Regions from separate parts of the Homo sapiens genome. Here region 2 is linked to region 1. Evidence: read pairs that join two places in POLR2A ChIA-PET (ENCODE). Cell type or tissue: Caco-2. All regions are shown on one strand. Links, peaks and the distances in the headings refer to the core of each region. The heading gives the core; the rest is flanking DNA.

Region 1 (2,910 bases), core at 224-2,723:
TTGGGGAGGAGCCTCCAGAGTCTAAAGAGATAGGTACACAAGCAGAAAGTTCCAGCCCCCAGCCTGCCTTTCCCCCATGCTCAGGGGACAAAGCTGAATTAACTCGAGGTCAGGAATGGCATTTGCATTTGCATTCTTGAGAGTCACTGCAAATAAGAGCTGTAGTCATGGTGAGTGGTTAAGGCAATGGACTAGAGAACCACTGAGAAAAAAAGCGAACAGTGGCTGGGCGCAGTGGCTCATGCCTGTCATCCCAGCACTTTGGGAGACCGAAGTGGGTGGATCACTTGAGGTCAGGAGTTCGAGACCAGCCTGGCCAACATGGTGAAAACCCGTCTCTACTAAAAATACAAAAATTAGCCAGGCTTGTCAGTGGGCACCTATAATCCCAGCTAGTCGGAAGGCTGAGGCAGGAGAATCACTTGAACCCAGAAGGCAGAGGTTGCAGTGAGCTGAGATCATGACACTGCACTCCAGCCTGGGTGACAGAGAGAAACTCCGTCTCAAAAAAAAAAGAAAAAGAAAAAAAAAAAAAGGAACAGCCGGACATGGTAGCTCATACCTGTAATCCCAGCGCTTTGGGAGACCGAGGCAGGTGGATCACCTGAGGTCAGGAGTTCCAGATCAGCCTGGCCAACATGGTAAAACCCCATCTCTACTAAAAATACAAAAATTAGCTGGATGTGGTGGCGCACACCTGTAGTCCCAGATACTCAGGAGGCTGAGGCAGGAGAATAGCTTGAACCCGGGAGGCGGAGGTTGCAGTGAGCAGAGATCACGCCACTGCACTCCAGCCTGGGCGATAGAGTAACAATCCGTCTCAAAAAAATCTGAAAATTAAAAATTAAAAAGTGAACAGTTGTTTAGTAAGTGCAGTAGGTAGGCCAAGATAACTATTAAGTATGTCCTAACAAGGTAGCTGCTTGAAAAAAATAATGCACATAAATTAAAAAAAAAAAAACTATTTTCACTCATTCTTAACTTCTCGTATGGATGTACTAACGGGAGGCCTGTGCCTGTTGGGCTGTCCACAGCTACTCAAACCTTGAGATTAGATTGGACGCTATCTAATCTCATTTCCTGTTACACAATAACTTCTGCATGGCACTTGCTTTTAATCATGACAACTGCCATACACTCAGCTTTACAAAATCATGTCATTGTGGAAAGGAAGTTCCCTCCATCTAACATTCAAATTTAACTATCCTGAGCTGGTAGTTTGCAAGGTGTCCAACAGATGTCACTGTGTTTCCTTCGCAAATTCTCTAAAATAGTCTGCTGTGTCCCGGGGCATAGTAGATATTCAAGAAATGGTGGCTATGAGTTTTATCACAATTCTCTCCTACTGGGTGAGCAGCTGTTTGCAAGACTAAAATTCGGGCGAGGCACAGGCTTCCCCTTGGTCTTAGCAGCTAGCACAAGACGAGTGTCCCTTCAGCCAGTCTCAGAGCTCTTTGGCAATTCAACTGACCCTTGTCCTTCAGTCCAGACAATGCCCCAGGGCCCACCTGCATTCAAACTCGGACTGTTCTCCTTCCCACCCCTATTATCTTTTCAACTTTATGGACAGTACATGCAATTTTCTCATTCATTTTCTCATTTAACATCTAACAGCTTCATGATATCCCCATTTTACAGATAAGGAAACCAAGGCTTTAAGAGGATAGGGACCCTAATCGGCTAAGGCAGAATTAGGATTTGAACCCAGATCCCCATGACGCCAGAATCTAAGCCTTGACCAAATATGTGTTACTATTACTTTTGTTGTTGTTGTTGTTCTGGGTAACTCCAACCCTCTGCTCGTTGGCCTTGTCACCTCAGTGCTGATTTTGCAGATGAAGAGACTAAGGTTCCGAGGTGCTAGAGCACAGTGGTTAGGAACACACACTCTAGAGCCAGAGTGCCTGGGTTTGAGCCTCGTTCTGCCGTTTACTAGCCGTATGGCCTTGGGCAACTTGCTTAACTTCTCTTTGCCTCAGTTCCTCTTCTCTTGGGTTGTTAGGAGAATGAATGAGGTGATATCCACAGTGTCCAACACCCTGCAAGCGGCCAGGTGTGGTGGATCACACCTGCAATCCCAGCACTTTGGGAGGCCGAGGCAGGTGGATCATTTGAGGTCAGGAGTTCGAGACCAGTCTGGCCAACATGGCGAAACCTCATTTCTACTAAAAATACAAAAATTAGCCGGGCGTGGTGGCAAACAACTGTAATCCGAGCTACTAGGGAGGCTGAGGCAGAAGAATCGCTTGAACCCAGGAGACAGAGGTTGCAGTGAGCCAAGATTGCACCACTGCACTCCAGCCTGGGCGACAGAGTGAGACCCTGCCTCAAAAACTAAAAATAAAAAATGAACAGTGTCCAACACCTTGAAAGCATTCCGCATGACTGAACGATCACTGTTACGTGATTACCAACATGACGACCCCACTTCTCTTGGCCAAACTGAGTTCTCTTCTCTTGTAAAAACTTCTGCATATGAAGTCACCCATTCCATTTGACTCTTTAGCCCTCATCCTGGCATTCAAGGGCATGGACGACTCAACCCCACTCTCTAGCCAGCCTGACCTCTCCATTCCCTTCTCTGGCGTAGAGGCCACTCCCACCACCTGCCCTTACCCCCTGCCCACTTTTGTCAGCCTGTACTGTGTTGAAGCTCCCAGGAGAGACAACTGCAGTCATCACTTTCCACTGTGTTCAGTGATGTCAGTTCGGCCCAGCTGGAGGTACTCACATCATGGAAACAGACCATCAGATTTGGTGTGTGTGTGTTTTATTTTGCTTTTTCAGAGAGCCAGCTGTTAAACACTAGCCAACACCCCATTGATGCTGTTCCTTCTACCTGAAACACCTCGCATTGCCGGTGAGCTCTAAAGACAAAAGGACCTGGGTCTGCATTTCCCAAAGGCAAGA
Region 2 (2,910 bases), core at 87-2,586, 54 kb before region 1:
GAATCTTGGAGACTCAAGTTTAAATCCCAGCTCAGCCATTTTCCTACTGCTATGAGCCTCAATCCCTTATCCATAAGACAGGAGTAAACTGGAACCTACGACATAGGATTGATGTAAGGGTTGGAGAAAATCTGTGTTAAGGATCCACAATATCTAGCATCTGGCAGATGCTGAGTAAATGCTTATATTGGAGCATGTGCTGTCAGCGTCCCATTCATATCCTCTCGGCCTTTACCGTTCTAGGGAAGGTTGGTTCCACTTCCAGCTGTCAGCACCTGCATCCCTTTGCCAGCAGACCCACTCTGAGAAGAGCCCTCCACCAGATCTGGTGGGAGTTGGTGGATAAATACCACAGCTCCCTCACCCAAAAGATGGAAGGAATCTGGGTCTCATTGCGTAACTTTTTTTTTTTTTTTTTAAGACAGAGTTTTGCTCTGTCACCCAGGGTGGAGTGCAGTGGCGCAATCTCCACTCATTGCAACCTCTGCCTCCTGGGTTCGAGTGATTCCCCTCCCTCAGGCTTCTGAGTAGCTGAGATTACAGGCGCCTACAACCCACACCCAGCTGATTTTTGTATTTTTGTAGAGACAGTGCTTTGCCATGTTGGCCAGGCTGGTCTCAAACTCCTGACCTCAGGTGATGCGCCTGCCTTGGCCTCCCAAAGTACTGGGCTTACAGGCGTGAGCCACCGCACTGGGCCCCATTCCATACTCTTTCCTAAAGATCGCCTCCAGTGGACCACAGTAGTAATTACTTCAATACCCACTCTTTGTTGTCTGCCTTCCCTTATCTGTCTCACTGTCTCACTCCCTTATTTGTGCTTCCTGGGATCACTTTCCAAATAAGCCAAATCCTTATCTGGGGATCTGCTTCAGGGGAAGCCCAACCCAGACAACTCTCTGTGTTAGAAGCTCTGGGCCTGTGTAAGCAACATCACAGTATTTAGTGTTCTGTTATGTAGTATTGGGTCTCTTTTGTAAGGAAGAAAAGCCAGGTCTGCTCATGAAAAGAGGATTTATTATAACCATGGCCAGAAAAATCGAGAAAGCATCAGGACCTGAGACTCCCTCTCTCTCTCTGTCACTCTCTCTCATGAACTACAGCACTTTTCCCCTCAGCCTCTGCTTCTCTCTCCACACCTGTCCGGCTCCCCTCTGCCTCCCAGGTATAAGGGATCTCCATCATCCCCATGTCCAAACCCCAGAGAGAACCAGTCTGATTCCTGGTCACGGGACACAGACCCCATGTGTTGGGTCACCTGCCAGCCAACAGAATGAGCCACTTTAGATCAGTGACCCCACCCCATAGGACAGCCTGGCACTTTCAGGCAGGACTGTTTTAGGGAGCAGTCAGGGTTGGGAGGAGCCAGCCTGGAGCCCAAAGTCCAGTTCATTCCAGTAGCCTGTGTCACATTCGATTACACAGATGAAGTCGCAGCTCCCTCCCAAGCCCTGGAGTACAAAGGGCTGGGTTTTTTTTGTTTGTTTTTGGGTTTTGTTTTTTTTTTTTTAATGGAGTCTTGCTCTGTCACCTAGGCTGGAGTTCAGTGGCACGATCTTGGCTCACTGCAACCACCACCTCCTGGGTTCAAGCTATCCTCCCACCTCAGCCACCCAAGTAACTGGGACTACAGGCGCCTGCCGCCATGCCCTAATTTTTGTATTTTTAGTAGAGACACGGTTTCACCATGTTGGCCAGCCTGGTCTTGAACTCCTGACCTCAAGTGATCTGCCCACCTCGGCCCCACAAAATGCTGGGATTATAGGCGTGAGCCACTGCGCCCCACTCAAAGAGCTGGTGTTAATCATGGACTTGCAGTCACCCCAAGTTAATAAGCAAGCCCAAGATCCCCTTCAAGCCAATATTCTTTAAAATATTTATTCAATATTTATAGAAAGGAGAGACTTTTGGGGGCAGCCCAACCTCTGCTCTGTTGAGGAGGTAGATGGGTAAGAGCCCCCATCTACTGGCTGTAAGAACTTAGGGCAATCTAGGCCGGGCACCGGTGGCTCATGCCTGTAATCCCAGCACTTTGGGAGGCCAAGGCAGGTGGATCACGAGGTCAGGAGTTCAAGACCAGCCTGGCCAAGATGGTGAAACCCCATCTCTACTAAAAATACAAAAATTAGCTGGGCGTGGTGGCGGGTACCTGTAATCCCAGCTACTCAGGAGGCCGAGGCAGAGAATTGGCTGAACCCGGGAGGTGGAAGTTGCAGTGAGCCGAGATTGCACCACTGCCCTTCAGCCTGGGCGACAGAGCGAGACTCTGTCTCAAAAAAAAAAAAAAAAAAAAAAAAAGGAACTTAGGGAGGTCTGTAAAAAGGGGACAACCACAACAATAAACAATAAAAATAACAGTCCCTACCTTATAGAATTGCTGTAAGATTAAAATAGGTTAATCTGCATAGGATTTGGCCTTGTGCTTCAATAAATGTCAGTAGTTGGTGGCAGTGGTGTTTCTACTATCCAAAGTAATTCAGCAGCTCTAACCTTAAACTTAAACTTGCAAAACCTGCTCCGAAGGTACAGGGCCCCCCCTGCCTGAAAGGGCATCTGTTATTACTCCAGCATGCCTCTTGGGGCCTCATTCTCCCCCTAAATTCCTTGCAAACACTTAAGGCACTATCCCAAAGAAGAAGAATTTTTTTTTTTTTGAGACAGTCTCACTCGGTCACCCAGGCTGGAGGGTGGTGGCATGATCTTGGCTCACTGCAACCTCCACCTCCTGGGTTCAAGCAATGCTCCTGCCTCAGCCTTCTGAGTAACTGGGATGACAGGTGCGTACCACCACACCTGGCTAATTTTTTGTATTTTTAGTAGAGACAGGGTTTCACCACGTTGGCCAGGCTGGTCTTGAACTCCTGACCTCAAGTGATCCTCCCGCCTCAGCCTCCCAAAGTGCTGGGATTA

Evidence for each region. Peaks named below come from ENCODE experiments on the same cell type or tissue, not always from the same donor. Only the 100,000 strongest peaks of a DNase experiment are listed, where the experiment ranks them.
Region 2: POLR2A ChIA-PET joins it to region 1 with 5 read pairs; 6 of 35 experiments call an interaction of 5 or more read pairs at or near these places.

What each region holds. Positions count from the first base shown.
Region 1 is chr12:120,970,248-120,973,157 of GRCh38, reverse strand. HNF1A-AS1 (HNF1A antisense RNA 1) reads left to right here and starts at 866. Exons shown (of 1, transcript NR_024345.1): 1 at 866-2,910. RefSeq lists an enhancer at 1-273. In Caco-2, for the core only: a CTCF peak has its summit at 1,245 (motif pointing right); a DNase peak (open chromatin) is centred at 1,369.
Region 2 is chr12:121,024,360-121,027,269 of GRCh38, reverse strand. The region is part of intron 4 of OASL (2'-5'-oligoadenylate synthetase like); the gene reads left to right. Among named protein-coding and RNA genes, the nearest start is that of C12orf43, 9.3 kb to the right of the region's middle. In Caco-2, for the core only: a CTCF peak has its summit at 616; DNase peaks (open chromatin) are centred at 726, 1,359 and 2,549.